2 separate regions of the Homo sapiens genome follow, and region 1 is linked to region 2. The links are chromatin loops, found by intact Hi-C in ENCODE. Cell type or tissue: A673. All regions are shown on one strand.

The links. A loop is a pair of places that touch in the nucleus more often than their neighbours do. Peaks named below come from ENCODE experiments on the same cell type or tissue, not always from the same donor. Only the 100,000 strongest peaks of a DNase experiment are listed, where the experiment ranks them.
Region 1: a loop joins it to region 2, with 4 times the contacts of the local background. A loop is called at or near these places in 10 of 110 quality-filtered maps.

What each region holds. Positions count from the first base shown.
Region 1 is chr3:100,725,919-100,729,918 of GRCh38, reverse strand. TFG (trafficking from ER to golgi regulator) reads right to left here. Exons shown (of 8, transcript NM_006070.6): 4 at 1,061-1,207. Among named protein-coding and RNA genes, the nearest start is that of TFG, 18 kb to the right of the region's middle. In A673, no CTCF peak of the experiment used is centred here; no DNase peak of the experiment used is centred here.
Region 2 is chr3:100,601,813-100,605,812 of GRCh38, reverse strand. No RefSeq gene overlaps it. Among named protein-coding and RNA genes, the nearest start is that of ADGRG7, 5.8 kb to the left of the region's middle. RefSeq lists an enhancer at 2,425-2,694. In A673, a CTCF peak has its summit at 2,197 (motif pointing left); a DNase peak (open chromatin) is centred at 2,152; H3K27ac peaks cover 1,710 bases.

The DNA of each region.
Region 1 (4,000 bases), 120 kb before region 2:
ACTAGGAATAATCAATCACCAAATATTTATTAAACATCTATCATTAACATAATTCCATATGACTATTAGAAGACAGGAAGAGAGAAATGATGGAAAATACATCTTTATTTAAACTGTAACTAAAATAAAAATAGAAAACAAAAACTTCCAAAATATTTAGTGGCCAAAAATAGAATACATACCATTTATCCACAAAAATTATCTCATGTTAAGCCCTTTATATGCAGTCATCCAGTCTAGACTTTTTTTAAATTACTATTTCACAATATGGACAGTTTTAAACTATGAAAATTATAAGCAAACAAAGAATTTGTAAAAAGAAAAAAATAATAATAAGAGTTTTCTTTAAATGCAACATCTAAGAATCTTAAAAGAAGAAAGCAGTTTTTTAACTGTACTTTCAAGTCATTAACACATACTTAAAGTTCAGTCCACATTTTAAAATACATTCGGTCCCAAAATTATGTCAGTTCCAAATGTTGACACATTTTGCTTTATCTTAACACAAACAGTACATGTCATTATACAATGGGGAAAAAATTAGTTTTTCTTTAATTATTATTAAAAACTGTGTTTCAAATTTACAACATACCATTTTTAATGAACATTACTAATCTAAGTGATTTTTAGTTGAAAATACTTCCAACACTATGTAATTATTCATGAAATGATTTTCAATTCCCAAGGTTCATTACTTATCTATTATACTAAAAAGGGTTCATGTGTCAAAAGGATTTGAAAACTGACCTGTGTAACAAATCCAAAAGTCTAAGACTAGTTGCGAAAGAATCACCCAAAAAACACTTTAAAAATGGGATTTCCAGGTGCTACGCTCCAGTAGGTCTATGATGAGATCCAGAAATTGGTATAATGAAACCTCCTAGTAATTCTGATGAACAGCAAAGTTTAGGAACACAGACATAAATACTAGTAGAGAGGCAGAGGAAGAAACAAGAGTGACATTGGGGATGCCATCCTTCTCCTACTTAAAAAGAGTTTTTTAAAACCTCCAAAAAGACGTAAGAACAATAAGTCAGAATACAATGGATTCAGGGTTTACCATTTTCAGGAATATTGGTGGAAGGTCCTGGTTCTCCAGGTGGTTCCAAGCTATCCAATAAACGATTCACTTTATTTCGAAGTTCTATCAGTTCTCGACGGAGATATTTCACCTGACTTGATTCAAGGGGTCTTGGCTGGCCATTAACTGAAATAAAAACATTTATTTGCTTAAAATTAGAAGTTCATGAATAAGTATACTAATAATATGCAACAAGGAAAAATAAATACAATTCCTTTAAAAAAACAAAAACAAGATATCAATGTAATGGAGTAACTTTTTTTTTAAAAAAAAAGAATTCTCTATGGCTAATAACTTATTTTGGAAAAAAAGCAGAATTATCAGTCTTTCTTGATGCCATACCTATAGCCTATGACCTTACTGGTAAAAAGGTTTGGTAGGAAAATCCGAGCTCTACTTTTTAATAGAAATGATTAAATTTAATAAAAATCATAACTTCAAAAGCTCACTTTATTTCATGCTGTTCTTAAATATTTATTAAATTTAATAGAAATTATTAAATTTAATAAAAATTATATAACTTAAAAAGCTCATTTTATTTCACGCTATTCTTAAAATAATACAAAAATACCTTACTCTATACATGTTTAAAGATATAACATGACTGATAGGTCTGTTATCCCTCTTGCATAACTTTGTCTTGAAAAAAAACAGCTAACTAAAATAGCTGATCTTAAAAGAAATCGTTAAAAAAATATATGCAGGGCCAGGCATGGTGGCTCACACCTGTAATCCCACCACTTTGGGAAGCCAAGGAGGGAGAACTGCTTGAGCCCAGGAGTTCAAGAAAAACCTGAGCAATACAGTGAGACTTCATCTCTACAAAAACCTTAAAAAATTAGCCAAGTGTGGCAGCACATGCCTGCAGTCCCAGCTACTCAGGAGGCTGGGGTGGGAGGATTGCTTGATCCCGGGAGGGGAAGTCCAGTTGGCTGAGATCACTCCACTGCACTCCAGCCTGGATGACAGAGGGAGACCTTGTCTCAAAAAATTTTAAAAAATAAATATAAATTTAAAAATATATGCAGAACTTATCTACATCATGACTGTCCTTCAAAGCAGTTACTTCCAGAAACAGTATATAAGCCACAAAATGCCAGAGATTACTCGGTAATCTCTAGTTGTGATTTTTTAATGAAAGCAACATTACTTCACTTATTATTCATTTTGTCCAAATGATTTTCAGTTGACTGAAAAAAATGAAATCCTTCATTCAGCAACAAACACTGTCACCACTCAGGTTATTTTTAAAAAGAAAGTGACACAAGGCTCTGATTGCAAACCCCAAGACAGGCGTTCAAAAATTAAACTAAAATGCTTTGCACATTGCCAGTATACATACATACAAACTCCTGAAGCACCTAATTAGAAAAGGACATCTACGTGAAAATAAAAGTTCAGGGCGATTCTTTGTTAAACATGTTTCAAAATCAAACCACCAATTATAAGCTTTTAGAAGAAAACTCACAGTAATTCACATACTCCCTGCATAGCTATGAAGTTCAATACAATCTCCTACCTACATCAATTATTGGTTTTCACTTGGTATTACTGTTTTTTCTCCAATATTTGATGAGAAAAACAGCTCCTAGCAGCCAGAAACTGGTCTGGTACAGTAAGACAGGCCTTAGTGTTGCTGGAAGCTGGCCTGGCACTCACAGGTAGGCTGTGGTGTTCTCCCGTTGAATATAAATATTTCAAAGAACACCAACATCACACAAGACTATAATCTGTGATAGATCAACAGTCCATAACCATGTCAAAACTCCAGACAAAAACAAGAACACTGACCACACCAGAAAAATGACCAAACAACCTTTTATCCTGGCTAATATGAGTAACTGCTACTACTTTACCAACTGCAGCTTTAGCCTCAATTCATTCCTCTCACCTTCCAGATAAGATTTAGTAAGATTCATTCCTCTCACCTTCTAGATAAGATTTGATAAGATACCCAAACATAGAATCATCTCTACTTCCTGAGAGCATCCAATGCAGAGCAAAGCTCTACTTCCTTGAACCTTATCCAAAATCAGGTAACACAAACCCAAGCCCAAAAAAAAATACTTTTCTAACATACTTGTAAGACATCCTATTGTTCTCCGTGGTATTCATTCTCCCTTGCTGCAGTAAGTCAGTAAACCCAACTTCATTCAACTACAGGTGTGTTCCTGGTGGTCTTTGGAGCACACTGATACATCTTACCAGAACTTTTAAGAACCTTGCATTTACATTCCTAGTATGGCCTATAATCTGTTATTATCTACTCAGTGGGTTTAAGAGCACTAAGCTCCAAATTATACTCAATTAAAAGTTTAAATTAGCTAAGTTTAAATTAATTAAGTTAATATTAGGTGTCAGCTTGATTAGAGTGAGGAATGCCTAGATGGCTGGTAAAGTACTGTTTCTGGGTGTGTCTGTGAGGGTGTTGCCAGAGGACACTGACATTTGAGTCAGTGAACCAGAAGAGGAAGACCCATCTTCAGTGTTGGTGGGCACCACCCAATCAGCTGCCAGTGCAGCTATCACAAAACAGGCAGAAGAAGGTAGGATAAGTTTGCTTGCTGGGTCTTTAGCTCGCTCTCCCTCCTATGCCAGATGCTTGCTTCCACTCCTCCTGCCCTTGGACATCAGACTCCAGGTTTTTTGGCCTTTGGACTCCAGGGCTTGTACCAGCAGCTTCCCAGGGGACTCTCAGGCCTTTGGCAACAGACAAAGGCTGCACTATCAGCTTCCCTGGTTTTCAGGCTTTTGGACTTGGACTGAGCCACTGAGCCACTATCAGCATCAGCTTCTCTCTTTCCCCAGCTTGCAGATGGCCTATCACCGGACTTCGCCTTGTAATCACCTTGCAATTCTCCCTAAAAAACTCCCATGTATCTTATTGGTTCCATCCCTCTGGAGAACCCTAGCACACAT
Region 2 (4,000 bases):
GGCAGGCAGGCAGGCAGGCAAGCATTGATAAGAGGGAGACCTAGCATGAGATGCCAGAGCCCAGGCAGGATAAAGAAGGCATCAATAGGATGAGGGTGGGGGGAGGGGAGGGTGACCTGTCACGGAGAGACAGAGCCCAACCAAGCAGGGCAGGAGAGCACCCTGGGTAGAAAATCAAAGCCAGAGCAGGGAGAGGAGGGTGGCCTTCAGGGACCAAGAGCAGTCAGGAGGGCATCTAGGCAGGCCAGCAATGCAGTGCAGGAAGCCCGAGCCGGAGCTGAGTGGGGAGGGTGTCCACACGGAGTGGCCGCCTGAAACAGGGAGTCAGAGCCCAGACACAGAACCAAGGGGGTCCCCGCATGGATGGGCAGTGGTAGTGGAGCTAGTGGAGCTCAGAGACTGGCTACAAAGAGGATGACGGATCAAACAGGCAAGCACAGGAGGATGCCGGGAGCCAAATTTCTCCTTCAGAGCTCTGGCTCTGACTTCCCATGCTGCATTGCCCACCTGTATAGATGAGAAGGGGAAGGACATTACAAACATGGAAGGGGAGATAATGGGAGTTCCATGAGAATTTCAAAACAGGTCATCAGAAATAAAGAGAAAGAAAAGCTACGTGCCGTTAATTCTGAAGGAAGCAATACCTCCAGGAAAGAGGGCTGTCAGACAAATGCATGAATGAAGTCAGGAACTTCTCATGCAAAGGAGGAAAACTGTTACGACGAATACAACAAATTCAAGTATTTCAAAGGAAGGGATGTGATATTATTTCTTTTGCCAATACTTGAAGTAAATAATTTTTATTGTGCCTTTAGCATAAAAACCTATAGTGTTGCGTTGGAACTGAATGTACCACATGAATCATAATATATATATATGTATTCTCATATATACATACACGTGTATATACATATACATATATGTATATGTATATACATATATATACACACACATACAAAGAGAAAGAGAATATTTTATATATTTTAAATATATCTAATAATATATATTATATATAAACAATAAATAAATGTAGACACAAAAGTGTGTTTATATAAACACACATGAACATTTGTACATATTTTTTATATATATCACATATTTACATACACCTATTCTCTAGCTCTGGCCTGGAAGCAGTGATACCCTGTTAACAATGAGCACACCCAAAACCCAGAACTTGATTTGTAAATACAAGTTTCCACTAAGAGTAACATGGCTCCTTGGAAAATGGCTAATTCCAGGACTGCAGCAGAGAAAGTCATAGGTGAGCCAGGAATATCTTGTGCAGAAAGCAAGATACAATGAGTGTATATCAAATGGACACACAGAATCCAGCTTGAAAAGACTCCCCATTATCAAATGGTGGACAATTTCAGCATCAAAATAAATAATGCTTAAAAATAAACATTATTATAAATAATAAGTGTTTATAATAAATAACATTATTTTATTATGTTATACGTAAGTCCTAAAAATAGTAAATAATACATATAACAGATTATAATCCATTAAACAAAATAAGAAAACTAATGAATCTGAAATCCTGGGGTGGCACCCAGCAATCTGCGTTTTAACAAGTCCTCCAAGTGAGTTGATGTCTGCTGAAGTTTGGTAACCACTACTCTGGGGTAATTCTCCCAAAAGAAGTGAATCAAGTTTATAGCAAAGTAGCAAATGGTAAGAGATTAAATGGCATTTTGTTTAATAGGTCATTTATTTGTTACTTTATGGGAATACTCATGGCCTTAAAGATAGCCAGATTTTCAGAAAAGCCTGCTAAAATTCATCAAGAGCCTATATTTCTGTTGTCTGTACAACCACTCTTTTTTGTTTCATTTTATTCACTTATTCTTTTTAGCAGGTTTTTAATGAGCTTGTACCTGGAAGGGTCAAGAGGCTCGGAAATCCCCTTTATTTCCCTACAACCTGCACTGTGACCCCACTGGAAAGTTAAGAACATAGAAACCTGCTTATCATACCTCCTGCAGCATTGATGAAGGCTAATCCCAACTTCCCCATCTCAGGACGGAGCCTCTGAGCGTCTCCACTTGGGAAACCACCAGTGCCCTTTGCTGCTGCTTCACTGTTGGAAGCTCTGAGCTACTAATAACAGAGAAACCTTAAACTCATCCTTTAGTACATCTGTACAATAAAGCACCCTCCGTTTCCACCTAGTGGTTAAGGGAGGGCAGGGAGAAAGGGATCCAAAAAGCTTTTCCAGGCCAAAAGGAAGTCACCGGCTCATGCACCTTTCTTTGCATCTTCTTTTCTCTATAGCCCTTTGTTCTTAGGAACTTCCTACTCTCCCCAGAGCCAGGTGTTCCAGATAGGATCTTCGGGGCTGATTGGTTCCTGGAGGCATCATTTTGTGGAAAGTAACTCATTTAACACTAGTGGAAGTTTATTGTCCATGAAACTAAAATATGTGCCCATGGGAGATGCTGGACTCTGATTCATGTAACCCTGAATGAAGCTCTCTGTGCTCTAGAAGATGAAAGAAAAGGAACTCCCGAAAGTCTTTTTTAGTTTCAAATTTACTTCTTCATTTTGCTCTAGAGAACATCAGTTCCTCTGTTTATCTCTGCAGATTCGTTTCCTTTATCTTTCTTTTTCGCTTTCTCTTTTATTTCTTCCATTTTCCATCTCCAAAGTCTGAGCTGGTTGGCAGAGGTGTATAGTAAAGATTAAAAGAGCAGAGAAACAGTCATGGTTAAGTTGAGAGGCACAGTGTAGGAAATAGTTTGATTTTCTTCTTTTCGTTCTAGAAAGCCCAATTCAAGTGAAAGGCAAACCCCAAATTTGTAGTAACTAAGCAAGAGAATCATCTGAGAAATAGTCCCGTATAAACACTAGTCCTAAAAATAGTAGTAGGAAGTCATAAGCTGATCTGAGCAAGATGGGTTGAAATTTGCAATGTCCTGTGTGAAACAGCACTATCCTTTACATGTTGACAAGATAATATTCTGGATCCTAATTCTTTCCATTTAGTAAAGTATAATTATTTAATGAAATGATCAGTGTAAGTTATTTATTGCTACGCAACAGGTCACCTCAAAACTTAGGGATTTAAGATACAATCACCATTCATTTGCTTATGACCATGCAATTTGGGCAGGACTCTGCAGAGATAGCTTTGTTCCTCATGTTTATTTAGCTGAGTCATCTGGAAGCTCAGCTGGAGCTGGAGAATCCAAGTTGGCCTTTCTCACCTGTCTGGGTCTTAGCTAGTTGATTAGAAAGGCTAAGTCAGCTGGACCTTTCTTTACCTCATAGTCTTTTCTCCGCTAGGGCCTCTTTCTTCCTGAAGCCTCCTCAACAGAATAACCTTGCTTCTTCACATAGCAGTTGAATTCTAAGACAGCAACAGTGGAAAATAAGACCTCTGGCAGTCTGTTGTACCTGAGCGAGTTAGAGAAAACACCACAATTTGAGATGAATTAAGAGTCCGTTTATTTAGCCGGCGGCCAAGAGACGGCTAATGCTCAAAGTTCTCTTGGCCCCGAAGAAGGGGCTAGATTTTCTTTTATACTTTGGTTTAGAAAGGGGAGGAGCGGTCTAGTTAAAACAATTTTACAGAAGTAAAGTAGGCAAAAAAGTTAAAAGGATAAATGGTTACAGGAAGGTAAACAGTTCCAGGTGCAGGAGCTTTAAGACTATTACAAGATGATAGACGCGGGGCTTGGGGCATTATCAATCGGACGAATTCCTGGGAACTGCGGATATAGCTTGCCACAGTATCTTATCAGTTAATTGCATTCTTGGATGTGCTGGGAGTCAGCTTGCACAAGTTAAGTCCTTGAGGAAGGGGCTGCGAGTGAAAGAGCCAAGATGGAGTCTGTCTGGCTCTCTTAGCTAAAGGAGAGTCAATTCAGGTGGAAACAAGGCTAGGTGATTAAAGGAAAGGGAGAGTCTAAAAACAGCGTTAGTAAAAACAAGGTTGGGCATTACATTCTACAACCAGAACTTGTTCAGTGTCACTTCTACCATATTCTCTTGGTCA